7 separate regions of the Mus musculus genome follow, and all the other regions are linked to region 2. A link is a loop called in an ENCODE intact Hi-C map of the cell type or tissue named here. Cell type or tissue: left cerebral cortex. All regions are shown on one strand.

Region 1 (4,000 bases), 1.7 Mb before region 2:
GTTGTAATGCTTGGTTTAACTTTGTGTTCTTACTCTTTGAAATCTATAATTATTTGTGAACAAAACATCTCTTGGTTTCTTTTTTTTTTTATTTCTACTAGACACTATAAATTATGCAGTATGTTTTGGTACAGGAACACAGTGGCCCTGAGCTGTAGGGTCTGGAGTTCAATTGTGAAAGCAACTGGGTCTTACAGTAGAAGCTGTAGCAAAGAGGTAAACCAAGAGAATAGGAAGTAGGGTGTAAATGTTCTTCAGTATGAGTCCCACATATTGGTTCTATATGTGTGTGTCTATTCTGCCTATGATAATATTAAACAATGATGGCCCAGCAGAGACCGGCAGACCTGTATAATCCAAAGCATATTTTTTCAACTGTGATCATCTGTGAATATGGAGCTTTTTTGCTTTGAGCTCTCTTTAAGGGTCACACTGGAAGCTATGATTTTTGTGTGACACGCTGGTCACTTAGAATAAATGTGAGCATGAAGTTACAGAGATTCTGAATAAGCCTGTCTCTCACTTCCTCAGGGTCACTGTAATGGTTTGTATACGCTTGGCCCAGGGAGTGGCACTATTAGGATGTGTGGCTTTGTTGGAGTAGGTGTGTCATTGTGGGTGTGGGCTTAAGACTCTCACCCTAGCTGCCTGGAAGTCTGTCTCCCACAATAGCCTTCAGATGAACATGTAGAACTCTCAGGTCCTCCTGCACCATGCCTGCCTGGATGCTGCCCATGTTCCTGCCTTAATGATAATGGACTCTGAACCTCTGAACCTGTAAGCTAGCCCCAATTAAATGCCCTTTATAAGACTTGACTTGGTCATGGTGTCTGGTCACAGCAGTAAAACGCTAACTAAGTCACCCTCAGCATTCCCTAGGAAGAATCTCCACCAATGTGAAGAGGACAGATGGGGACCATTGTTCAAATCCTGAGATTTGGAGAAAGAAGGGAAGATAATCAACAGGAGTGATTTAATCTAGATTGACCTCTAACATCGTATCCCTATGTTTTAAGAACTACTGTATGAAATTTAAATGAAAATGTGAGAAGTATCTGAATGCATGATGTCACTCAAATTCGTTGTGCCTCCATTTTGTAACCTTTATAGAGCAAACAGTTCTGAAAGCCTTCAGATACCCATAAGCTATGAGGGTTTTGATTGGTCCTATGGTATATTTTCATTATGAGGTACTGCAGGAAAAACTAGAAAGCATGGAGTGAACAGCTTAGCCTTCTCTTATATATTTAAGTGCCAATTGTTTCACAAGTTAGGGAGACATCAAATGCTCCTTCCTTTATGATTGGTCAAGGGCAACTATACCAGGATTCAGAGACATGTCAAAGTCAGCAACTTATTAACCAGAGCGGGAGGCTGAGTGTGAATGTGAACGAGTGAGTGTTGGGCTTAGTGCTGATTTGTTGGTTATTAGTAATACTGGAAATCAGGTGACAACTACCATTAATTAACGCTGTCCCTGTTTTTACCGTCTTTAATGTGCAACTATAAAGACGTCAGGGAAGCAAATGATCATTGTTTAGGAGTAGGGAAAAACAGATGCCAAAATTCCCTTGTCAAAGGATGAAACTTTTTTTTTTTGTGTTAGATTGAAAGACTGGTCACTGTTGAAGATCTTCGTTTGTACGTGTCTCCCCTTGCTTCAGCGGAAGTAAATCACGATGAAGAGAAAATCACAAGGCTGAGACTGATGTTGTTTGGATTAATGTGTATAAGCCACGCCTTAGACACTAACGACACTGGAAGTATGTGTGGGTACCTTGCAAGGAAAAGTAGGAATGGTTCAAGCAGATGAGGCGTTCTTAGTCTTTTGTGTTTGCTATACCTTTTCAAGCATCAAACGGTGACACTCCAGTGAACACCGAGCTTTTCTTTGTAAATCAATTCGCGAAAATCTTGAAAACACAGGACAAACTTTTTTATTGAAAACCAAAGCTTCATTTATCATCATTAGCTGAGCTCAGTCACTGCAGATGGTGTTTAAAAATTCAAAGCTCTAAATTGAAATGTTTAAAAAGTAAAAACAGCAAAAAAAAAAAAAAAACCCACAAAAAACACTCAAACCAAAATAAAGCGATAAACAGCTTACCTTTTCAGAGGTGGTGCGCGAGTGTGCCCATTTTTAAATGAAGAAAACGAAGTCTGTGCCTGTTGAGGTCTTTTAGTCAGCCTGCAGGTGATTGTACTCTGAGCTGCCTGCTCACAGTTCCTCAACCTGCTGCCAGGTGGCGCTGTGCGGCAGTGGGTACCGTGCAGTGTAAGGCATACAATGTGGACTTTCAACCTGACATTTGATTGTATTTCTGACCCAGTAACTGATTCTTCTGGAAGAGTGAACATCAACTCAGTTTTACGAATATCCAGATCTTCTTTTATTAAATGGGGTTAATTTCTACTTTTGGTGAGAAGCTTCAGTATTGGCGAACACATCTTAAAGAGTCAGCGTTTACCAGTATATTATGTCTTTCATTCTAACCGGTGGCTATGTTCTTAAACATATTCTGGCTTGAGTATAAGGTAACATAAAAATCAAACCTTTTGCCAGTACTTTTTTATTTTACTTAGGAAGAGTCAGTCCAGAAGAATTTAAAGGCAGTGGATACATAAAATGTACCATGGCTTACCGTGTAGTATAGACTTAGGCATAACAGCTTTTTTTTTTCTTTTAGGAAAATCTGTGTACTATTTTCCTTCTCTGATTAGATTTTTTTGTCATTCATAAAGTGATCAATGTTCTTGTGCTTTTTAAATCCTGATTATGATATAATTTGCTGTTTTCCTTGTTACTTGAACAATCCTTCACAGAACCTCTGAAAATGGTTGACAATCACACTAATACTGATCCTTATATCGCCATGATAAATTTTTGATTATTACATTTAATAATTATTGTTAAATGTGGCCTCTTTTCTGGAAGTTTCCTCTGTATCCCACGGTCATGATCAAGACTCAGGCATAACTTCCCTCTCCGTATTAACCACTGAAGAGGTTGCTCTGACTTCCAAGATACTCTTGGATTAATGATAAGGAAGTTTTCTGGCTCAATAAGGTAATATATATCAAATACAAAATTATTACAAATATTTGCTTTCTATTGCCATTGCAAATTTAAATCCTCCAACATATGTTAATGGATTTTTGATTATGAAACACTTATAAGAAATATATCAATGTTATTCCTTTGGAATTTTAAACGATAGTGTTTCAAAGAAGCCAGCCGTTTTGCAATCTAAATGAAATGGAGCCATTTTAATATAGTGGCCAGCCTTCTTATATCTTCCTGTTAGAACCACGTAGGCCTTACGGTGGTTAACAGGACAGCTGAATTTATGGATGTGAATTGGTTACAATGCAGCTTAATGATATCCACGGTTTATAGAGGAAACTGCCAGGGAGAGGGGTCACATTTAACAATAATTACTAAATTTTCTATGCAAAATGTATTATGCCAATATAAGGAAATCAGATCAGTATATGTGTGAGATTATTAACTTGTTTCATAGGGTTTATAGTGGGCAATCTTTGTGTTGAATGTCAATCAATATGGATACTTTTAAAGGAGTTACTGAATATTCATGGTAGTATGACACACATGAAATGAAGAACGTTTTGTGTGAGAGCTATGGTTGCAAAGAGTTTATAGCTTATGGATGGTAGAACGTTTTAATTCAACAGTGCTCATGGAAGTAAAGGATGCTTGCTTCAGAACTGCTGAGTGCAGAGGGACGATTTGAAACCAGGTCTTTAAAAAAAAATCAAGATCTAGGCCTTTTCCCTCTTTCATCGTAAATTAGGCTGTGCTCTTCTGCATGGCAGGGACTTGTTTGCACACATCACTTCCTAGGATTCATCACCATCAGTATTTGGACTGGTGTTTTTGAGACAGAGTTTCACTTTGTAGCCCTGGCTATAACTAGCTCTGTAGACCAGGTTGGCATTGAGCTCAGAGGTCACCTACCTCTGCCTCCTGAGTGCAGGAGTG
Region 2 (4,000 bases):
AAACAGGGATGCTTCTATTTACTCGCCTCTGCCTGTGGATTTCTAAGACATTCAGCAGGCACAATCATTAAACTAATTTGTATTTGATTGTTTGGGCGGACGGAGGGTAGTTTTATTGCGCTAAGCATTCAAGCAGGCACGCATCGCTGATTACCAGTATACATTAAATAAAGTTGTTTGTACACATTGTCTTACCACATATAGGCAGAGGCTTATTATTCTAATTACTCTAATTAGTGCATTGAAATGTTTTCTACTTGATTTGAGGAGACAGTGATTACTTCTATTACTTCTTTTAGCTCGTATTTTATGGAAAACTATTGATGCATGCTCAAATTACTTTATTTGCCCCTCGAATATAAGGCTGACCCAAACCCAGTGAACTGCACCGCCCTTATGGGGCCCCAACTTTGATGTGGGCCTCGGCTTGGAAGAGGCAGCTCTCCTATTTGTTGGTTTCCTCCTTCAAGCTCAGTGTTCTCCCAAGGCCAGGCCCAGTCCCCTATCCCAGATGCGCACCCGGGTCTCGGACCCACGGACCGAGTAGGGCATGCGGATCCTAAACCTTCTTGGATGCAGCGACTCTGACCTGCTGGCCTTCCAGTTTCTTAGGCGCGATTTACTTTTAAAAGACTCCCTTAAGCATATTTCCCGTGCATCTACTTCCGAAGCTTTAACGTGACTATTAAATTGATAAGATCAGCTCATCAAACATACTATTTCGATAGGGTGTTGTAATTAAAACCTTAATCCTGTTTGAGACTCTTTTTTTCCCTTTAAATTCCTTTTTCTTAGGGAAGGGGTACAAAGTTCACTATAAAAAAGTATTATAACAGGGAGATTAATTCGTTATCTAAATAACAATCTTTGCTATTGATCCAATGCACTTTTCGCCACCTTTTGTGTTAGTTCCGTAAGCCCTTAAAAAGGAGAATCTGACAAAGCAAAAGATTTGGACCGAACTCGCAAGGCTACGATCTTCTTGGGAGAGCTAGGAGTCTGAGGCTCTCTCCTCTCACCACAGCGGGGGAAGCAGCCCAAGAGTGTCCCTGCTGCCCTGAATGTGCCAATGGGGCAAAGAAGTGCTGATGCCCGCGGCCGGCTCCTCAAAGTCCTCTCCCCTGGCAGAAGGAGGTCTGCTCAGTCTCTGGGTAAATACTCCACTGGTTCTGATTTTACTTTTAATATTTAAACTCGGATTATCGTGTCTCTAAATGCGCGTTCCTAACCTTTGAGGGTGGCTGAGATGTAATAAACACTGGCGGGCAGCAGCTCAGCTTCTGCTGGCCAAGGCTGCCGCCTCCCGCTCCGCCCGCCCTTGGGCCCCAGTCCCCCCACCCCCTACCAGCGGCCCTCCGCCTCCCCCCCCCCCCCCCCTGGCAGCGACGGCCGCGCGGGAACGAAATCAGCGCCTCCCGGCAGCTGACGGCTGAGCATCCAGGGCTCCTGCAGGCGGGGGAGGCCGCCCTTTATCCCAGCTGAAGAGTCCTCGCGGGCTGCAGGAGGAGACGCGCAACCCCGCGGTGGCCCTGAGGAGGAGGAGAGAGCCAGGTTTCCTGGAAGCAGCGACCTCCGGACGTGGGAGAAGGCATCAAGGGGCGCGGGGGACCGCAGAATGAACAAGGTCGCTAGTCTAGGTGGGGGTGGGGTGGGAGTGGGAAGTGAAGACCCTGCCCAAATATAAGCCTCCTTTAAAAGAGGTCAAGGGCCTCTGAGAAACCGGAGACTTTCTAAAGCAAAGAGGCCCGTTTGCTCCCAAGTCAGTTCACAAGAGATTTTCCTCAGTTGTAAGTTTACCTCCCCCCCCACCCCCCAACACCCTCCTTTGGCCTCTCTAACAAAGTCTTCTTCCCCCATGTCCAGACTTGTTATGAAACAAAGTCTCCCAGGATAGTTTAACAGGAGAATAAAGGACACCCTAGACCCCCTCCCCAGTACATCTGCTCTCACCCCAAGATTGCAGCCTTTAGCCGAATGGAACTTTGGCGCCCCAAAGTGGCATCCACTTGCAACTACTCGTGATTTTACAGTCTGATCCGTTCAAAAGTTGAGTTTCAGACTGGAATGTGCTTCTCCCCACTCTCTCTGCATGCTTGGCCTCATTCCTCCTAGAAAAGGTTATGAAGGTGACCCCACGCGCATGACTCATACAAAGGTTTCCAAATGTCCAGTCTGGGCTCCTTAGCAGAGGTTTGAAGTTTCACTGGAGAGGACAGAACATTTTATACTAAAAGTTACCGCAACAAAGATGAGAAGGAAGAGATGTACCCCAATATTTTGCTCCTACAAACTTATCTGTCAAAATCAAGTATTACGTGCATCAGAGAACTCTCAGCTTCTCGTAGGAATCAAAAGCAGAGAATCAAGTTGGAAGCCACGGTTAATGACGAATGTAGCATTTTAACCAAGTCAAAATTTGACCTCGAACATCTTTTTATACAGAAGGCTTGTTCAGTTTCGAGTTTAAAGGTGATTTTATTTAAGGCGTTCGCTTGAACAGAGACACATTTGTGAAAGAACCGTTGAAGTGGGGGAAAACATCCACTTCCCAAATTCCTAAAAGAGCTCTCAGTCTGCTTCCTTCGGAGCCAGTAAGTTAGTCCGTTTCCCACACTGTGTGCCGTTTTCACCACTTACTCTGCCTTTACCCCAGGTCACGTCAGGAGGGGACATGCATACACAGGAACTGCAGGCAGCTCAAACTTGTGGTTACTGGATTGGATAGGCTTGAGCGACAGCACCTCAGCCCTCCTCCACCCCTTCCCCCTCCCCATAGTTATCAGCCAACAAACATCTGAGAAGCCCTGTGGTACTTCCAAATCCATTTCTTCATGTGCAGGCTGTGCATAATAGCGCTTCTTTAAATTTTCCAGTAGCATTTATATAACATACATGGAAGCACAAAATAAAATGGAAGTCTCATATAGAAAGTGGTCATTTCAAACTCTAGTGAGGCCTCTGCTGTGAGGGCCCAGCAAGAAATCCCTTCAACCTAAAAATAAGGCTACACATCTTTGCATCTACTGGCATAGGAGGAGGAAATGTGGAGATAGCCATCTCAATTTTCATATATGGGGACACTCTACTGATTCTGACTACTTAGACCACCATCCACTAGACTTGCTTTTACAATGCCTAAGCTTGAGGTTGTGGTTAACACCATTATTAGAACCACCAGCGCCGGACTCTAGTAACTGTAACAAATGTGGCTACTCTATTATTATTCTAGGGAGAACTAGCTTGCTACTCTGCAAACCATTCCATTTCTTTATGCCAGCCAACTTAACTTTAACTGCACACTTCTCTGGTATCTTTTATTGCAGCCTGAATCAGTTATGAAAAGAACTCTGGGTTTATACACGCAAAACCAACCCAATGCAAGCAGCAGCACTGACCGCAACAACAGCTTAAACACTGTGGACACTGCTGATGGGTCACACTCTGCTCTCTGGGTTTGGATCACACAGGAGCCCTCAGCCTACTGTGTTCTAAACGGGGAGCCTTGGGAGGTACTGTTCTACTCAGGAACCAGGCCCTGCTCCCCAGGGACCCCTGTATGGAGCAAAGGGGAGAAGTCCCTGCTGCCACTGGGAAAGAGAGACGGTGGTCTGAGACAGTTCTTCCCTCCTGGCAGCACAGTCCCAGGAGCCAGAAGGTTTTTGTGCTGGTTGCAAGTGGCTGAGAAAAGTCTTGAGCAAGGCCTTTTGTTGGTCCCTGGAATGGTTGTGGGTGGCCAAGAGGGATCTGCACAAGCTTCTATGCCAGCATTCTAGGGCAAAAGTGAATGAAGGCTTTTCTCCTGTTAGAGGTTTAGCCAGTGGGTCCTGAATCCTCCACATGCTTGTGGTAGGTGTGCTGAGCCAGATAGACTCTTCTCTCCTTATGTGGAAAGCCTAGATCAGGGGACCTGTCCACTCTAACTCCCATCCCCGGGGGGAACAGATGGAACTCCGTGTCAGCATCATCCAGCGCTCTTGGTGATGACCAAACCACTTGGACG
Region 3 (4,000 bases), 1.8 Mb before region 2:
TATATATAGAGAGAGAGAGAGAGCAAAACTATTAGATACATTGTTAATAATGTTATAATATTGTTAATAAAATAGTTATAAACTATTTTCTAGTAATGAGGAAACCAACAAACCAACATGGCTTAAAACCCATTTATGTACTCTGAATCTGGACTATTTCCCTGGGTTCTAAAAGCTGCTTAGAGTTGCTGCCTTCCTGTTTGATTTTAGAAGAGTGATCTGTACAAAGAATATGAGAATGTTCTAGAAAATGTATTAACAGGGTTTTAGGATAAAAAACCCCACATGACATGTAAAACATGACAAATCTGGCAGAAATAGAACCTCAAATCCCTTTGGCTACCTAGCCACATAAATCTACCTGGAGAATGGCTGTTGGTCTCCTCTCTGACGGTTAAGTGAAGTGCTGCTGATTCTTATAAACCGTAATGTGACTATAATGTAGACTTAAAATAATCTTTCTTAAATGCTGTTTAGAATGACAGAAAGAAAGGAATGCATTGATTAGGAAGCTGTGTGGTGACATGTTAAAGGAGGTAACCATGTATTGATTGTCTCACATAACCTTTTTGATGATGCTGAGAGAGAGACAATGCAGGATGCTTCAAGAGATTCGAGACTTATATCTTCAAAAACGTAACTGGTAACATTTAACTAACCAGTACTTGGTCCTAGGTTATCATACTACATTTCCTTTTATTCCCTCCTTGGTGTGTTAGAAATTTTTTGGCTTCCTTTGTGGGCTTGCAGTTGTTACCTGCATTAAAAAACAACCACCCATTTCCTTCCGACCAGCTGTTCATCCCAACACCATTATCACTTGTAACAGGGAGACTTAAGCCATTTGTGTGTGTGTGTGTGTTGGTTTTAACTCAATTGTAAAAATGGAGGCTTTATATGTGAAAAATCAGTTTGTGCCAGTTTTGAATAATGGAGATTATTCTTGTGATGTGATATTTAGTGACAATAGCTTTAAGTATGTCAATCATGGTAGGAATAGAAATTATAACCAGATTGATTGCTCAAAAACCCGAATTTAAAAAGTTTACTGTACAACAAAGACTTCAGAATTACATTGTTATTTTTTTCTTCAAAATCAATTTCTGAGAGGTTCAAAGATCAAATACTAGAGGCAAAGAAAGTCAGGTGAGTCAGGCATTTCATTCTTTACTGTGGCTTTTCACTTCGCAAACCTAGCATGACCATGGTTTGAAATGATGCAAGTGAAAACAGTATTTCAAAGTCTGTTTCCTTTTCAAAGCTGAAAAATCCACTTCAAATGATGGCTTACAGGTAGAAGTGACCTCGAACTCTTTCTTAGAATTTGAGTTAGGTTTATACGTGCAGGTAGATGATCTTTGGCTTCACTTTAGAATTCGGGGTAGAGATTCTGGAAACTGAATAGCCCTTTATAGGAGCTCAGTGCCTGCTACAGTGTAGCTGTCAGAGGCGACTGTAACTGTGGCTGTGCACGACGCTTTGCATCATATGCATTTGCTTATTAATCTGAGGTGTTTAGCCGTACAGTTGTAAGATAATAATTTCCAAAATGGTTATTTATGTGGACTATGTTAAAATATCCCACCTTCTTCAATGATCTCCACCTCCTAGCTTCCATTTTTAAAAATAAACACCTTAGGCTTCAAGCAGCATGATTACTTAATACAAAAATAAAGACAAGAGCTGGGAATGTAACTCAGTGGTAGAGAACGTGCTTAGCTTGCTTTCAAATCCCCAGTATTAACAAAATAAGAATAACCAGGGTAAATGGCAGGGTCCCCCTTTCGCTAACCAGGCCCCGTTAACATTACATTCGACCACATTAAAATGTTCTACAAACTCCATGATAAAAATCTGAATCTCTGAAGGTTGGCAAGAAATCTGGCACAATGAAGATAAATCTCACTTGTAGATTTTTCGAGGATTGAAACACTTCTACCTCACCATGCAAAGAGGAAAAGACACATTTGCAAGCTATTGCTCAAGAAACACATTTACATCTGAGTTGATGCTATTTGAAGGTTTTAAGAGGCACAGAAATGATACGTGTGCCTCACCACTCCAGACCTCAGCAAACAGATCCCACGTAGTGAAGTAGATGAAAGGGTGACGGGCACAGCACACTTTCTTATACATTAACACTTTCAATAAAAGGGGAAGGCAGCGCTGCACAGACTTCATGGATTTAACCCAGGATTCTACTCACAAAGGAAAAGAACATACTTTTAGGGAGAGTGTTGGCTCTATCTAAAATGATAGCATATTTTAAATAATGCAGGGATTATATTTCTGTAGAATCAGAATTGGTCATTTTGATGTTTGGCTTGACTTTCTAATACTTTGTATTTTTCTTCATACTAAGTTAAATACTGCAGAATTCTTATTCATCTTTTCTTTATCAGAATTCATGTTTTTAGCTATGAATCCTCATGTGGCTATTTGTACATTTAGAATTATAAATGATAGATTTTATTTTTCTACCATATACTGAAATGTAGGCTCTTGGATATACAGGTCCAGACTAATTTTAGAACGGGAGTTTAAAATTTCACAGTTCATTATTAATCTGCAAAGCTAAACATCTGAGCTAGTGATTGAATTACTAAAGAAATTCTGAAACAAAATGCTCTTAGCTGTAAGTCTGGTCTCTGTAGGTCCACTTTTAGAATTGCTTGTGGTTTATATGGATTATTTTTAAGGGAAGTACTTGTACAAAAGTTCAAGGGTGTGATATTTACATGTTCCCTTTACATAGCACACAACCTGATTTGTGAGGAAATGAAGGGAATTTAAATTAAAATTTTAGGCCATGAATGTAAAATTGCTGAGTATTTTGACATAGCACAGGGTCGGGGAATTTTTTTTTAAAGTCATCCATATAGTAGTGGAACTTTTAATAAACAATAGTTCTAAGACAATTTCTTTATGGAAACAGAATAGTATTTATGGAGTGATATTGTGAGTACGTTAAGTAAAATGAAATAAGATTAGCTTTATTCTTCCTATAGACCTTCAGAGGTTTAGTTGCCTGAATTACCACTTCTTCCAATTTGGTTTTCACTCCACTCAGGCATTTCATTAACCTGTTCCTGGCTCTGTCGCTGGTCTGCAGAAAAACCAGGCAGAAGCTTTTCTGAACAGATTGTTGACAGTGTTCGCTGTCAGATGTGTTTCTGAGTCCAAGGGCTGTGGTTACATTAGAGTGTTAGAGCATTCATGTTCATTTTGGTTAAATGATATCATATAAGTTGATGCTATCTAATAATATTTAAATAAAAGTTATGAGGTAGTATTAGATAAGAAATATTTTAAGCAGTAGTTTCTCTGAAATTATTTTGACTGTTTCAGATCTGGAATAAAGACATCAACATTGAGGCACATTCCTAAATTTTGCTACTTATGCAGTGAATTATTGGATTTGTAAGTAAAACTTTTTGTAAAATGGTTGATTTCCTCTCCAAATTAGGTGTAAGGTGCTCAGAGGAAGGGCATAAAACATTGTAAGCAGATGTAATCATACATTTCCCTGGGTATAATAAAATTCTCCTTTTCATTCATTAAAACGCTCAGTTCTATCCTGGTGAAATAAATTACATGAATAAAGTTGGCACTGAAATGCATAAAATATATTTTTACATTAAAATTATATTTACTTTGGATTTTAGTTTGATATGTTTGCATTGCTCAATAGAGCATTTTGGTTCAGGTAAGAGAACTTTAAAATCTGCACTGGCTAAAAACAAACAAACACTCTTTGAATTTGAAATTTAAAAGCACTTCATAGTTGTGTGGTTCAGGCAAAGGTTTAAAAGTCCAAGGCCAACTGTGAGTCCATAGTTGGAAGCTAATCTAGGCACATGAAAGTATCTCACAAAAGAGAAAGTCAGAAAAAGAGAGAGAGAAAAAGCAGCATTTTGAAGTTCAACTTTCTATCCAACACTCTTTGGTTTGAGTTTATTGGTTGTTATCCTTCTGAATGAGAAAGAATGTGCTCACCACT
Region 4 (4,000 bases), 460 kb after region 2:
CAGCATAGGGAGAACAAAGCAGAGACGGAAGTGCCACTCAGGCTTGCTGGTCACCATCCTAGCTATAGAGAGAGGCACTGTCTCAGGGAATGAAATGGAGTGATAAAATATGCCAGATGTCCTCCTCTGGCATGTGCACAGGCCACACACACACATATGCATACATCATACATAGACACATAAACACACACAAAGCACACATCACAATAAGATCAACTAAAATTAGGGGAGCAATTAAAGTAATTAGGGTATATCTATATGAAATTTAATATTTTCATTTAAAATTATAATTATGAAAAATGGTATTGTCGTGGTAAATTCTCGTACTTTGTTCTTCCTAATTGAGCAATGCGAACACACGACTTGAGGCTTTCTGAGCCCACTTCCTTTTCGATCATCAGGAACAACAGCACTGTGCTCATTAGCTTTAAGACATGTGGGTTGGTTTTATTTTCACTATCTCTGCAAAATCATAACTTAGGATGATTTCTAGTTAATTAGTAGTGTTTTCCTTTGTCTCTTACCATATATAAAATGCATCTTAGAACCTACCATCTTTAAGCTTAACAGCAAGGTAAGTTCGAACTCTAAGTTGTGCTGAGATGGACAATGAACCCATTTATATGGTTAGCATATAATTGTAATAATAATAACAGGGATAATATAAGTGGATAAACTAAAAAGTGGTACATAAAGACAGACAGCAATTAGCAATGTATAACTGTTATCAGATGAGGGTACTACTACATGCATGTGAACAACCTCTACAGGAATAGTCACCTACGTGCTAGGGTAGGCCAAACGACACTAACAAACAAGCAATCCCAAAACACGCAAACACACTTCTCTCTTTCTTTTCATGTCTGGGCTTCATATACTGCACCCTTTTCCATCCACCAAAGCGGGGCTTTTAGCCCTGATTCCATATCACATGGAAATCTTTACAAAATGCCAATACCTGGAATTCCATTTTCCTCCCTCTCAAATACACACACACACACACACACACATACACACACACACACACACCTACCTCGTTGGCTAGGATGCTGACATGGGAATTTAAAAGCTCCCTAGATACTTGATCTATGCACCCATGTCAGACAGCCACTGTATTAACTTAGAAGATATTTGGTACTAAGTGCCATTCCAAGAACATAGCAGTGTGACTAGGGGTCTATAGTCAGTGAGATCTGCATTCAAGGTCCTATTCCTCCTGTTGACAAGCTAAGTGACAACTGTTTAACAGCCCACAGCCTCTATGTCTCCATTTGTATATCTGAAATAATGCCTAGTTTATAGGATTGTTTGGGGATAATGAAATGTCAGCAAATCAACTAAGCACACATATCTAATACATAAGTTATTGTGGGTATTATTTTATGTCCCTTAAGGCGTGTACCCAATGATTTTCCTGTAGAAGTACCTAATAAATATTCATTGGTTTGAATTTGGAGACTATAGAAGGACCCTCCCATGAGACAGAAGGGCATAGAGATGGGAAATGAAAGGATGTCACAGAAGGGCCAAACTCATAATTCAACCTCAGCCTGTCTGTGCCTTCCACGACCAGGACACAGTAGTGATGATATATACTCAGTCACAGGACAACATTCAACCCTACGACCAACAAGGAAAAGACTCTTCCAACACGATACCCTCTTCAGCCTCCTAGGTAAGTAAATTGTCAACTGATTAGCATCTAATAATTTGGTAAGCAGTGTGGTATGAAGGATCTTTAGGAACAACGGGTGTTAAAACAATAAGATGTATTTTGTTCTACCAGATGCAGTGTAAAAGCCTTCCTTTCTCTGGGAATAAACCCTGACCTCAAAAGCTGAGCATACAAAGAGGCACCATCTCCACTCATCTCTGGGCTGGGAGACCACCATCCCACACTTGCCACGCTCCAGTGATAAGCTGTGCTAACAAGAATGTGCGGGGAAATGAGACCCAGGTCCCATCCCTCCCATCAGGAGCAAATTTTTATTTCTTGACTAAATAGAAGCTCTCTGGAAGCAAAGCAAAATGATTTTTTAAAGGAAACAAAACCAGATTGCAAATCATTTGCTGCCCTCTTGTGGTAGCATAGGGTCCTATCCTGATGCTTCTCAGAAGATGTGTACTAAGAGAGTCCACTGCTGCGAAGAACCAGAAAACAGTACCTCCTGCTGCTCACATTCACACCACTGACTCTTGGAATCAGGCTAGTTCCGTCTAAGTTAGAAGCAGCCCAAGAGCATCTACACTGTACCCTTAGCCTCAGGAAGACAGAAGGGAAGAGGGAAGACAAAATCTGGTCTTAGTTTCTTTCACTTATCCTAGAGCACCAACCTGGGTTTGGACTCCCTGCCTAACTCGCCTAACAAGCTCTGGTGTAAGAAAGGAGAAAGACTACAGACTGTTCCCTGGGGTACTTCTTTCCGGGGAGCGGGACGTGGGGGGGGGGTACAGAGGGCAGGGGGTGGAGCCATAATGAAATCTTGGACCAGATCAACTGTGAAACCAACCTGGGCTCCAAGGAATAGCGGGGAGGCAGGTCTAAGCTGGGAACAGATGGTGTGCTCCCTTTCCGCTATAACCCAAGTTCGGTTCTCAAGAGAATAGACCTGTGAGGAGCTCCGAGAATTGGTTTTGTCTTTAGGAATGTCGAAAAAGATCCTCCTGGACTTGGAATATATCCAAGGTGCAAGTGACAGCCCCTCGAGAGATCAGCCTGTGCTAATGAAAGATTTAAGATTCCCCTGTTAGCTCCCACATCATTTGCAACTTAACTAGTGACAGGCAAATGAACGCGAACAGATATTTTTTTAAGTTATTACATTCTTAAAATGTAAATGAAATGTCAGAAATCTTACAAAAATGCAACCACATATGTGAATAATCTAAGGGAAGAGAAGAACCTTCATAAAACAGTATCTTATTTACTATTGCTTTGTATTGATATATCAAAATATATGCGGGGCACAGGGGCTCTTAACATAGCATCCTCTCTGATCCCACTAGTACGTTCACAACAGAAAAGACTGCTTCCACGACCATTTGATTCTAAATCTACTGAATGTAAAATTTGACTGGTTTATTTTTTTAACTTGGTTAACTATTCTGGCATTGCATAGGGATGGCTTCATATTAATAATTCTTCTAATGCAGAATTCATGAAAGTCACACCTGATCGTATCTGTCCCTACCAGGACATTCATCTAGCCCTTGTATTCTAGAATGTCATTGTTCAATATGGAAGCCACTAGCCATGTTTATCTTTTTTCATTTGTATTTCAAAATGCCTCCCTTGCTGGAGTTACATTTTAAGTATTCAGGAGGCAAGTGTGGCTACTGTATTGGACAATACATCTTGAGAGAGTATTGTCTACATAGTAATACTCCAGAAAAAGATCAACATTAAAAATTCAAAATATGATTTCAATAAAATGCACATCACTTTCATACCAGTACAACGTTGAAAAATGGTAGATTGAACCATAACTCAAGGTCCATCTGCATATGGGTAATATATGGTCTCTTATAAACAAATGGTTGTTTATTTTATATAAACTATTCAGTACTTGTCCTGTGGGATTCTTTTTCCCCTAAAGAGTCATGTGCTAGAAGCTTAGTCCCCAAGTAAAATGGTATTTAGGTAGAACCGTCAAGCAGTGGGTATTAGTGAAAAGTGACTAGGTCATGGGGCTTGGCCTCCATGATGGATTAATAAGAGAATGGGCTGGGATTCTCCTTATGTCAATGTGAGGCCACCCAGCATAGTTGGCTGGCCCTATGGATGGCTGCTCCTCTTTATGATTTCTGCCATGTTGCTAGACAGCTAGGAGGTCTTCACTAGAGTTTCAGCATCCGACTACTGAGTTTCCAACTGATCCCAACAGCCACTAGATTCAAACTATCCTTATAAGTTACCTAGCATTTGTTATTATGCTACAGCAACACAAAATAAGCTAATAAAAGTTACTGTTCTTCCTAAACATGCATCTAATTGAAAAAT
Region 5 (4,000 bases), 120 kb after region 2:
CTTCAAACTAAGACTAACTGACACCAAGCAAAGAGACATAAGAAATAAGAAACAGCTATTCACATGCAGAAATGGCCTAGTAATTTCACATACAATAGAAATAAATGTGTAGTGTTCTAAATACTAAGAGAGAATTGGCTCAGTATTAGGTTGCTCCTAAAATAATGAGCCAAAAAAGCCTTTGAAAGGTAAGATGGCATGTGCATCTATGTAAAGACACATTCACCAGTGATGACTACTAAGTAGAAGCTGCAGAAAGCTATACCACACACTATATGAAACACACGTATACACATTTCTATCTGGAAAGAGCAAAGTACTAAGCAGTGATTATTATTTACACATCTACTACATCAGCACAGGAATTTGATTCTGTTTGTGATACCTTGTTGGAATGGTGAAACTCAAAGGGATATCTGAGAGCTTGAGCATTGAGCTTGCCTGGGCTGAAAGCAGGTATAGAATGTTGTTATGTTATCACTGATAACGGCCAACAGGACACTGCACACACGAAGAGAAGATCCCAAGTCAACAGACGTGCGACTGGGAATCAGTTTCTATGTGGAACAACTCGACAGGGTAAACGGGGTGAGCAAAAAGACAGCTTATTTAAGAATTTGGCCATTAATTCACCTGACCAAAGGAAAGGCAAATTTACAAATTTCAAAAACTGGCAAGGCATTTTAGAGGGAGGGGCGAGACACAAGGGAATTCAACTCAGTGCAGTTCTTCATACCTTTAGCCCCATCTCTCAGGGGCCAGGGCCAACAAGACCTCTAAGAGAGCCCAGCCAAGGCTACATTGAGAGCTCTACCTCAACACTCAAACACAAAAGGAATCCAACCTGCCCTCAACTAAATGTTCATTACAAAAATATCCACTGATGTTCATGATATGTCAGACAAGGTTTGAATCGCCACACACTGTAAAGCTGGAGAAACAAGAGCAGCATGGCATTACCACAGGAAGTAGGTCACTGCTAGCAGTTCAGAAGGTCTCAAGAATACACGGGCGCCAAGTGTTCACCATATACCAGCACTTGACAGGAAGAAAAAGAACAGAACTCGACAAATTGGGATGAAGTCATTGGCCAGTAATAACCAAGAAGGCACAGCATTATTTATCTCACACCAAAGTTGAGTAAGACAACAAACCATGGGGCACGTGCACGGAGGGGGGTGGGGGTTAGTCACAATCCATATTATGAAAGACCCAAGAGGACTCCAAACTTAGAACAGCGAAGACGGCAAATAGTAACGCTTCCAAGCTGAGAAGACTGGGCAGTGGCTTGGTAAAGATTCGACGACCATATTTGAAAGCAAAACATCAGCTGTAAACAACACTGTAAGACAGCAGCAACAGGACCACAAACAACCAGGTCTTAGGCCCTGACCTCTCTGACTTTGAAAACAAAGACGGAATAGGGTTCAAAAGAGCCAAAACGTGGGACAGGAATTTTTCAAATTGGTACGCAAGTCTGGAAATAATGGAATTCAATGACTACTCAAGACTGTCTAATTCTTAGCGCCACTAGATGAGACTTCACTTCCACCCAAGACTTACTCCAAGACAGAGGAGTGCGAGGGACCCTGTACTCATTAATCGTGTAGGACGAGAGAGTGGGCAAGATAAGCAGTGTGCCTGCCTTAGGATCTCCTCAGAGTGTGCGCAGGAAGCAGAGGGAGCAGGTGGCTCCCAACAGAGCAGACCAGTGGGCCACAGCCAGCTAACTTCCTGACCCTTTGTGGATTACAAGTAGAACTGACTGCTGACAGCTCTGGGACTAAGAGCACTTGGGAAGCCGATGAAATGCAGAACCAACCCCATCGCCAAACATAGTTGACAAGTGGCTGGGCCCACCCCAGACGATGGAAAGAAGGCTGCAGCCTGGCATCTCCTGGCTCGAGCCTGCCTGGACAGAAACCTTCCCGCGTGAGAGGGAAGTCAGGGCTGCGCAGCCTGCAGGCCCAGCGTCCGCAGCTCGCCGTGAGCGTGCCAGGCCCAAGAGAGCCGCGACAGGAGGCGGCGGCACCCACGTCCGGTCTCCGCCAGCACAGCGGCGCAGCACCATAGGCACGCGTGGGCCCAGAGCCTCCGCCCCGCGCTCCCCAGAGTGGCGCGCGCCCGGCCCCGCCCACGCCGAGGGGGGAACGTCGAGACCTTGAAGAGGGAGGAAGGAAGAAAGCGCCGTACCCTGCAGGGTCCGGAACTGGGCGAACAGAGCTTCGCCGCAAGCCCGCAGCGTGGGCAGCAGGAGACGGCTCCCAGTATCCCGTGCTGCTGCCGCGGCGGCGGGCCCGGCCCAGCGCGACCCGGAAGGAAGACCGAGGCCGGGAGGCGGGGCGGGGCCGGAGGCGGGGCGGGGCCTGGCGAAGGGCGGGGCCAGGGTCGGGCTGGCTGCTGCCGGATTGCCCTGGTTGTTTGAGCTGATTAGCCAGGCCAGTGGTGCTTTAGAAATGGCCTGTTTGCTCGGGGACTGGCAGCGGGTTGCAGAACCTTTACGCTACTCATCCTGCCAAAGATAGCCCTCCAGAAGTAATGTAGTTCTGCTGGAGCTTCTTCGGACTTGGTGACTCAACCCAAGTATTATGCAAAAAAGCACTTCAGCACAGGAGCACTAGAAAGAGAACTTCTAGAGCAGTAAAAGTTCTCAGCAGGCACAATCCACCAATTAATATACAAATTCTTCAGCCCTCAGAAACAAACCTTCCCTGCAGGCGCATATTCACCTGACCACCTGTGATGAAGATGCTGTCACGGGTCTCCCTTAAGTCTCCATTTCTTTTCAAATGAACCTTTCTTCAGTTGTCGTTACATCTGTCTTTCCACAAGGTTTCCATTAATAAAAAAAAACTTTAAGATTTATTTTAATTTTTTATTAATCTGTGTGTGTGTGTGTGTGTGTGTGTGTGTGCTGTTCATGCGCACACATGTGTTCAGGTGCCATTGAAGGCAGAAGAGATCAGATATCCTGGAGCTGAAATTACAGGCATTTGTGAGCTGTCAGAAGTGGATTCTGGGAACCAAACAGGGTCTCTGAAAGAGCTGTCTCTCCAGCCCTATTTATGGGAAACTCAATAATATGCTGAACCACTCATGATTTCCAATTTTCTCTTGAAGAAGCAAAATAGAAAGAATACTTGTTAATTTTATGTTACTTTCTTTTCCATCGCTGTAACAAAACATCACAGCCAAAACAATGAGACTTGGGATTCCAGATGGTTAAGAATCACTTACATACCCGGAGCACTGCAGCAAGCACCAGGTATGGTGGCACAAACAACTAAGAGCTCACATCTCCAACTGCAAACAACGAAGTACAAAGAACCAACTCGAAACAGGTAAGTCTTTGATCTGTCAAAGCCAGGCCCAATGACTGACTTCCATCAGCAAAGCCATACCTCCTCCACCTCCCCAAACAGACCAACTAGGAACCACATATTGAAAGGCCCCAGCATATAAAAGTATCTCATCCAGACCACCACATGAAGTGAAACAATTATGCTATGCTGTGTAATCTACACAAAAGTGAAATTTTAATCAAAAACTTCAAACTCAATTTCCATCTTCCATTCTTAACTGTGACACTATCTGGTGAGCTAGGTTCTAAAAGGAGAGGGTTAGAACTGGGTGTGGTGGAGCATGTCTTTAATCCCAGCCATTGGGGGGCAGAGGCAGGCAGATGTCAGTGAGTTCAAGGCCAGCAGGAAGAGCATTCCATCTCTTTAACACCAAGGGCAGCTGTGAGGTCAGCTTGTCTGTCATCTCAATCTGTTCATCACAGAGTTTTTGTAAATCTGAATATTTATTCTAAAATAAAATCTGTGTTTAAATCATGCTAATTTATTAAAAATAAAAAACCTGACCCTTTTATATTTTCTGATAAGACTTCAGTTAATGCGTATAAAGAACTCAAACTCCATTTAAACTACAGAAGTTACTCATTCTAAAATGAAGTGTGTGTTTTTAAGCAAAGACCTTCATTTAGTCTTTTATTCAC
Region 6 (4,000 bases), 340 kb after region 2:
CTTCAGCAAAGCTACTCTACAAAGTCACTTTGGCAATAAGAAGTATTTAATTAGATTAATGAATTTTTATCGCCTCTCCCAGGGATTAGGCTTGTTAAGTCCTGGCGACCAAAGAACAACAGATTTTTTTTTTATTCCTAAATGTTTGGGGGATGCAGTTGTGGGGCTGCTGTGGCAGTCCTCATGAGTCAGCCTGCTCTGGGCAGTTCTACCTGGGGTCCCTTGGTAGGCCAGGGATATCTGGCAGAGACAACCTGCGCTGTCAGTTGAATCACAGAAATCAAAATGCAAATGAAATCATGTGCATCCCAGGCAGGGCCTTTAGGCAGCTGTCTTTCTGTCAGAGGCTGCTGCCTCACTGTGCCCTGAGAAAATGTGTCCTGCTTCCTTGATTTGCAGGTGGTGAAAAAAAGAAGGCCCTCCGACTGGTACACTCCGAGCTCTTCACTCAGGCATGGCTATGCAGAACCGGTTCCTCAAGTTACTGATGTGAGGACTATCAGGAAGAGTGACTTCTCTTTTTCCAGGAGCGCGTGCTATCGACTGAAAGCAATATACATATGTAAAATTATTTGGCATATTTCTCTAGTTAATGCTTTGAATTGTGGCAACATCTTTCATCTGGAAACTTCAAAGCACTTTACAAAACCCAGCTACATTTTCCCCCCTGTCACATTCCCACAAGGCGGTTTTTAGGCAGGGATAGCCCCATTTAATAAATAGAAGAACTGAGGCACTAAAGCACAGATTGGGGTGACATAAAACAAATCAGCCCCACAACAAAAGGGCAGGCTTGTGATGTGAAGACCCTCATTCTTTCAGAAGTATGCAAACCCAAACTTGATCACAGAATCATCTCTCTGAACTGGAGACAGTATCCCAGAAGGAGACAGAAACAGGGATTGGTCCTAAAAGGAAACAGGAGACTTCCTGAAATGATAAATTTTTTATCAGAGCAGAAAGGGGAAAAAAAATTTAAAAAGTGAGCTGGCGACATTAAACGAAGCTTCATGCGACTCAGAGGGAAAGGCACACTGAAATATTAACAAGGAGGAATTCCCAAATTTAATCAATTTGTAAACATTTAGAGCTTATTATACAACACGCGTAGTGGCCATATTATTTATTACCTGAACTGGGACATTTGCGGGAGTAAGGGGGATATATTAATAGTCACATTCGCTGTGTCTCCTTCATCTTTGCAGTTAGGCTGCAAGCAGTGCTATATCATCTCTTTAATAAGTGTTATCATCTCAGCTCTCTCCAAGTGTTACAAAGTCCTCGCAGTGTGATGAAGAAACTAAAAGTTTCTTTAAAACCGAGGGTGGAGACAAGCTTTCCATAACTGTAAAATATAAAACTGGATGTGTAGCTTTCTTCCCACCTAAACTGAGTCTTCTCTTCCCTGACTCCAGGTAGAAGAAATGCTGCCTTACAACAGATCATACAGACTAGTTTAAATCTGATTCTTCGCCTTTACAATGTTGTTATCCAGTGTTCTCTGTATTGTCTGGGGTTTTAGCTACTCTAACTCAAGCAGTCACAGAGGAGGAGCGCTGGGTGTGGTGGCGACTGGATACACAGACCTCCTCTGCTTACTACCCTAACTCCATTGATGGTTGCAGAGACAACTGAGAGTCCAGGTCCTGCTCACTCTACTGAGAAAGCTAAAAGAAGGCACGGTGGAGGCCCTTCAGGGACGTTCTGCTTCAGCGCTCACAGTAAGAACCAATGGCCGCCTCTAGAACACTTCTGTTCTCCCCCCCCCCACCCCACCCCACCCCCCAAAAAAACCTTCCGACCCAGGCCTACACAGTTCCACTCTCCTGGTGCATGCTTTCTCTCTGCATATTCTTATCATTCTTCATACCTAAGAACTGTTGCGTGTTAGAAATCTTCATTTGTAATTGGAGATGTGGTCCAAGAAGGGAGATGTGGCCAGTCTCCCCATTCCTAAAGACAACCTGCCAAGGGCAATGGTTCAGCAATGGAGACACAGAGGCAGGAGAAGGGACAGACTTTGACTCGGCCTTACACCTACATGAAACCAGGAAGAAGAAACAAATATGAGACTGTCCAAGCGTGTGGCACTTGTGCAAGAGACTACATGCTATCTTTCTTTCTTTCATCAGCAGCTAGCTGCAGTTTAAAGCCAAGGAACAATTGCATTTGTGCTGATATCACTGAGCACTGTGTTTGAAAGGCAGGTCTGATTCATCACAGTAGCCAGACCTGTCCTGGTTTGGAGAGCTCTTCCTTCAGTACAAGACAGCTGAGAGACTACAGCCAAGCCTTTTGTAAGCAATGCTGATGTCAGACTACCCCCTGCTGGCCAGAAAGAAAAGAAAAAGGAAAACAGGTGCCTATCACTGGGGGCAAGCTGGATACAATCACAAGGGACTCGCCTCACCTTCTATTTTATCTTAGCTCTAAAGAGCACGACTGCAGAGATGACCACTCTGAGCAATCTAGACAAGATTTCATCATAGGGTCACCATTCATGCCAGGGACTATGGGATTGAAAAAAAGAAGAGTAGGATTTATGAAAAATCTAAGCTGGATTTCAAATTAATTGACTTCAAATCAATGAATAATGCAGTTATTCTCTCTCTCTCTCTCTCTCTCTCACACACACACACACACACACACACACACTACATACTTGAAAGCATTGACTAACCCCCACTACAAACCAAGGTGAGACTACTGATCACTAAGCCATATTCACAAGCTCAATACACCTGTTATTAGGACATAATAAGAGCACCAATGTCCTCTGCTACAAAGGTGTTTCCTCAAGTCCAAGGAAAAGCCAAGCAAACTGCAGCAACTTGCTGAACTCTAGAGTCACACCATATAATCTAAACCAATGTAGATTCAGAAATAAACATCTATTTCTGGGTTTAGTTTATTTAACTGCTTAACTTTATTTGGATACTCTAACTTTTTTAGACTTATGGAAATTTTCATACCAGTTTTCCCAATTTTAAAACACAGTAAGTTATGAAATTAAGTACAAACTCAATGAAATTGATGAGAATTCATCTGGCTGCATCCTTATCACAGAGCAGTCATAGCTAAGACTCCATGACAATAATCAAATAGCCTGTAAGAAGCGCTGATCTGCCAGGTTCTAGTTTGCTTTCTTTAAATGGACCTTGCCCCTAGCCTTGAACTTGTCAGGCAATAGTACTGAAGACAGGTTATAATGAGCAGTGTGGCAGTGCTCTCCGTATTGTTGGAAAACAGCTGTAACCGATTAATAGAACTTCGTGCATTACAAGCTCCTTTGTTGTCCTTGGCTTCGGGACAGCTCCAAAAACCTTAGCACTCCACTTAAAGTCCATCTAGTTTCTGGGAAGATGGTACGTTACTAACACAACCGCACATCCACTCATTAAATCCAAGGCTGGGTCTTAACTGGGCAGAGTGAACTCGAAGCAACGCTGTCAGTTATAAAACTGTCCATCTGCTAATGGGCACCCGCCAGCAATGGCCAGACCTACTCTCCACGGGGCAACAGAGATTAGAGTTCTGGGATGGTGGCAGTTTACATCATCTCAAAGAAAAGGAAGGGGAGGGCCAATGAGAAGGCAAGTGCTAACTTTACCGTCAACATTTCTTTTAAGAGCAAGTAAGACCACCATAGGGATCAGACATCAGTAAACTCAGGAATTTGACAAAAGATAACTGTCTACAACTTGCCCTCTCCCCTGTCTGGTCTTCTCTTGTTTAAAGCATCAGGGATAGACACTTCCCTTTAAACTCAGCTCTGTGTGCATACATCTATGGACACATGCATGTATATGTCTACCCGTCTTGAATGTTTAGTGACCTTGCAGTTCAGACAGAGTCACAGCAAAGGTTCTGAAGCCACAAGTTTCGAGACTCCATACACTGCACTGAAGAGTGTGTGTATTCACCATGAGTGCAGGCACGTGGATGAGGCAAAACTTCATCTGTTTTGCCTTTATCTGTCTCCCTATGAGGTAAAACTGGG
Region 7 (4,000 bases), 1.1 Mb before region 2:
ATGGCATAAATACACATCCTCTGGTGAATCATTGTATCTCTATTAACAGAAAATTTTAAACAGTGCTCAGAGTGTAATTAGTGTAGTTGATAAAGTTGTAAAACATGTAAATAAGGGAAATAGCAGGTACGTGGCCAATCCAGTATCCAGCACTAGGGGATGCAGATTATTGCCTATTTAGAAATAATTAGCAAAGCTGCATTAGCAAAGCCTGTGTCCAACAGAAGCAAGGCAAACATTTATTCTGGTAACAGCAATTTCTGTGCTAGCCATGAAAATCTACTAATATTGGTAATTTAGCCCTCATTACCAGAGGATAAAGCATGAAAAGAGCTCAGACATGAAATATGACAAGTAATATTAATTTTTATTCCAGAGGAAAGGAAGCTTCCTTGGGCTGCATGCTGATTTCTCTGCAGGGTCTCAGCAGTGCGTGCAGAGGAGGCAGTGGGTATCTGGTAGTTGAGAATTCAGGATATGGAGCTGACTCCCTGCTGGAAGTGTACCCTGGGGTGGCTATGACAGTGGCTGATGAGGCATGCCACTGTTAGTGCCCAGCCAAACCTCAGGTCACAGTTCAAAACAAGCACTCAGCCATTAAACTTCAGTCCTTATGGACCTATGAGGGTTTATGTCCCCATTTCTGCTTGCTCCCACCCTCCCTGCTCCTCTTCTTATTCTGACTTTTTTTTTTTTCCTCCCTGGGAAAGATTTTGCAGAGCTACACCGGCAATCAGATTGATTTTTTGTGCTTGCACCGCCCTCTGCAAATGCTTCTGATAATGAGCCGCTGCTGTTGTTGGAGGGGAGCCTGTGGGAGGGCTGGTTTCAGCTGTGTCTTAGCTCTGTCCTGTGCTCCGGGTAAGAAATGATCCTCTGACTCATATGCATTGAAAACTGTGGCACTGAAGAATATTACCCTGCGGCCAGGAATTGTGAAGAGCAAGAATTTGGAGCTTGTTTTACAAATACACTTCCTAATGAAGAGATATGCAAAACCACCGTTAGTTTCGGGACCCTCTATTCATTTTTTTCCAGACAGTGGGATAAAACAGCAGAACGTCTGGGGAAGAGCCGCCTTTCCTGCATTAATCTCCGCTTGTTCGCGTGTTCTTTGTTTTATTCTTGAACCATAAAACTGTCTGGAATTAAGAAGGGGTCCTATGTAACAGAGCATGCTTTGTGGTGTTTCTAGCTCTCAGCATTCCCTTGTTACCTCTGCTGAACATGGGGTTAAATATTTTCAGGCACACACATGGGAAGTTGCTTTCCTCAATTTTCTAAACTGAGATTTCCTTCGTTCTAAATTGAGTTTTAGGGAAAAATATATTCGGATTCAGTCTGGAATTCATAGAACATCCAAAATATCGCTCATGGCTTGCACATGTTGTATATTTCAGAAATTTTTTTTAAAAAAATGAAGATGGCATATTCATAAACTCATTGAAATAAACATATGGCTCACCTTCTTTTTCAAATATTAAAATTAGGACTTTTATTTCTAATTTCAGATGTGATGAAGACTCAAGACCATTTCCTAACCAGAGCATACGATGGGTCAGTGACGGTGTTCTTCATTGCTCCAGCATCTTCTGTTTGTATATCATCCTAAAGAGTCTAACTGAACTTAGAAGCACATTGGGATGTGAACTATGAACATCATGGTGACTAAGAAAACCAGATATACCAACACATTCTACAACACATCTGAATACTGGCCAGTACTCGTAGCACAGCTACATGCAGAATGCAAAAGTGGATATTTACGCAGTATATTTGTTTTTTCCATCTAAAACTGGCTTATATTGAATTCTGGATTTTGAGAGTATCTTTCTTTCCTGCTTGCTTGCTTGCTTGCTTTTTTTTTCTTTCTTTCTTTCTTACTTTTTTTTTTTTCAGTTCTCCCACTTCTGGGTCAAACGTGCATTTCTATATATTGTGTCAGTCAAACCTACACAGCAACTGAGCGATAGCAAACTCTAAATTGTGAGGGTCTACCTTTCATTTTCTTAACATGGCCTACTCCAAAGACATCTTTCTTTTATTTAGTATCACCCTATCCATAGTTGAAATGAACACCTGAATTTCACTCAGACGACCTTTCTTCAAGTTTATGTTTTAAAAAGTTCTCTGGGCCTCTGTTTCTTCAACTATGAAATTGAAACTCTCTCCTTGTTTACCAGGGGTTTGGATGAGAATTTCTGCCATACCACATTGTGAAATACTCTGCAGACTGTGAATATGGCGCCGATTAGTGTTTCTATGATCTTCCTCATTAGTATTTACATGATATATTCACTGGACAGAGTTATGACTACATCAGTGTAACCTCTCAAACACTTGGCCATTTGCCTAGGTTTTAAGATGAAGAGCAAACACCCTCAGAGCATGTCATAAAATTGACCTCTGATTGTGCCTGTAACTTGCTGATAAATCTGCTGATTCATAAATGCAATTCCAGTCAACCAGCCAGATGTTTGTTCTATGGGATGCCAAATTGCCACTTAATCTAATTTTCTCCAGGAAATGTACTGTATGTATAGAGACTATATAAACAAAATTAATCATTAATTGTTATCATTTTAAATTCATATACATATTCTATGAATACACATATTCTGTTAATATACGTATACATATTTCGTATCTGCTGCAAAGTGTGTGCTTTTTGCATCTCAGAGAGACACTTTTCATATTATGTGCACTGCACTACCTTCTGAGAAGCTGCCTAGAATGTCATGTCCAAGTTGCAGAGTTTACCCAAGGGAAGAAGCTAAAGAATTCCCTTTCTTCCTTAGGAAATCCCATGTGGAACATAGGCATGATTTGAATGATCAAAGCTGTTTTAACCCTTTGTAGAAAATCAGAGTAATAATAGTCGCAGAGAGCCTAATTTTGTAGTTTTCCCTGTGGTTTCTGGTGTGCATCAAGCAGTTACTATGTGGAACTGGTATACAGCTGCTGTTAACTCTAGCACCATGCCCACCACATTCACTACATTGACACTGAAACATCAATGTGTGCCAAGATCTATGCAAGGGCAGAAGGCACTCAGGGGAAACAGGAGGCCACATGATCCCTGATTAAGTGAGCTGTTGTTACTTTTCTTCACATATCTCTTCCCTCTGCTCTTATTGTTCCCATCACAAAGCGGGTGAAATAGGTTCAACAAAGAGGATCTTCAGACTGGAGTTAAATTCAAGCACAGGAATCAGTTAATGGGAGCATGAACTTGCAAGATACCAAACCCTATTTAATTTAAATCCACTTACTGATTTCTAACCCTGTGGCATCTACAAAAAATAGTGTTTTGTTGTACAGAAGTTGTAACCACATATTTCCTAAATGCTAATTTAATCTTAGTTGGAAACACAATTTTATATATTTTCTTGCATGCAAAATTGTATGTGGAGAGAATAAATTCTGTCTGCCAAGTATTTAGGCCAGTTTTATTATTTCTCTTATGCTTAAGCATCTCTTTCAGAAGAGGCCAGTAACTCATAATTTTGCCATTGTTGACAGGCATCCTGAACAGCTTTTCAGAATCTCTTCCCCATTACTCATCTAGTAGAAGGATAAATGATATTTTGTATCACTAGATCTCTCTGTTTGTGTCTGTCTCTCTTTCTCACTGTCTCTTTGTCTCTGTCTCTTTGTCTCTGTCTCTTTGTCTCTGTCTCTTTGTCTCTGTTTCTTTCTGTCTCTGTCTTTCTCAGTGTCTCTCTTTGTGTTTGTGTCTCTGTCTCTCTCTCTCCTCATGGTCTTTCTTCCATTTAAATTACAGACATAAAGTGCCCATTGTAAATCTTTCAGGCCTGAGAACAGTATAACCTACAGATCACACAGACAGCCCACTGGACAGAATGGAATGGGAGTGGAGGAAGTTTTTGAGAATAAGTACACATTCCAGAGGTCCTGGAACAGTTTTTGTTGGCTCAAAGTAGTTCATTAATGCTCATCCTTTACTGTAGAAAATGGCTAATTTGTTCACTCTGAGAGT

Evidence for each region. Peaks named below come from ENCODE experiments on the same cell type or tissue, not always from the same donor. Only the 100,000 strongest peaks of a DNase experiment are listed, where the experiment ranks them.
Region 1: a loop joins it to region 2, with 11 times the contacts of the local background. A loop is called at or near these places in 15 of 42 quality-filtered maps.
Region 3: it touches region 2 in a loop (9-fold over the local background); 5 of 42 quality-filtered maps call a loop at or near these places.
Region 4: a loop joins it to region 2, with 4 times the contacts of the local background. A loop is called at or near these places in 7 of 42 quality-filtered maps.
Region 5: it touches region 2 in a loop (2.9-fold over the local background); 2 of 42 quality-filtered maps call a loop at or near these places.
Region 6: a loop joins it to region 2, with 3 times the contacts of the local background. A loop is called at or near these places in 13 of 42 quality-filtered maps.
Region 7: a loop joins it to region 2, with 4 times the contacts of the local background. A loop is called at or near these places in 6 of 42 quality-filtered maps.

What each region holds. Positions count from the first base shown.
Region 1 is chr4:24,152,858-24,156,857 of GRCm38, reverse strand. All of the region lies in intron 1 of Gm27243 (a long non-coding RNA gene), which reads left to right. Among named protein-coding and RNA genes, the nearest start is that of Gm27243, 280 kb to the left of the region's middle. In left cerebral cortex, a CTCF peak has its summit at 2,236; a DNase peak (open chromatin) is centred at 2,237.
Region 2 is chr4:22,475,141-22,479,140 of GRCm38, reverse strand. No RefSeq gene overlaps it. Among named protein-coding and RNA genes, the nearest start is that of Pou3f2, 11 kb to the left of the region's middle. In left cerebral cortex, a CTCF peak has its summit at 2,005; a DNase peak (open chromatin) is centred at 2,009; H3K4me3 peaks cover 2,014 bases; H3K27ac peaks cover 1,860 bases.
Region 3 is chr4:24,239,972-24,243,971 of GRCm38, reverse strand. All of the region lies in intron 1 of Gm27243 (a long non-coding RNA gene), which reads left to right. Among named protein-coding and RNA genes, the nearest start is that of Gm27243, 190 kb to the left of the region's middle. In left cerebral cortex, no CTCF peak of the experiment used is centred here; DNase peaks (open chromatin) are centred at 376, 1,381 and 1,932; H3K4me3 peaks cover 344 bases; H3K27ac peaks cover 1,312 bases.
Region 4 is chr4:22,016,193-22,020,192 of GRCm38, reverse strand. No RefSeq gene overlaps it. Among named protein-coding and RNA genes, the nearest start is that of Gm42260, 5.8 kb to the left of the region's middle. In left cerebral cortex, a CTCF peak has its summit at 2,079 (motif pointing left); DNase peaks (open chromatin) are centred at 2,085 and 2,545.
Region 5 is chr4:22,355,875-22,359,874 of GRCm38, reverse strand. Fbxl4 (F-box and leucine-rich repeat protein 4) reads right to left here and starts at 2,332. Exons shown (of 9, transcript NM_172988.4): 1 at 2,194-2,332. In left cerebral cortex, no CTCF peak of the experiment used is centred here; DNase peaks (open chromatin) are centred at 1,244, 2,122 and 2,269; H3K4me3 peaks cover 1,578 bases; H3K27ac peaks cover 1,483 bases.
Region 6 is chr4:22,130,193-22,134,192 of GRCm38, reverse strand. No RefSeq gene overlaps it. Among named protein-coding and RNA genes, the nearest start is that of Gm42260, 110 kb to the right of the region's middle. In left cerebral cortex, a CTCF peak has its summit at 2,325 (motif pointing left); a DNase peak (open chromatin) is centred at 2,302.
Region 7 is chr4:23,598,618-23,602,617 of GRCm38, reverse strand. No RefSeq gene overlaps it. Among named protein-coding and RNA genes, the nearest start is that of Gm31085, 86 kb to the right of the region's middle. In left cerebral cortex, no CTCF peak of the experiment used is centred here; DNase peaks (open chromatin) are centred at 466, 812, 1,181, 1,600 and 1 more place; H3K4me3 peaks cover 511 bases.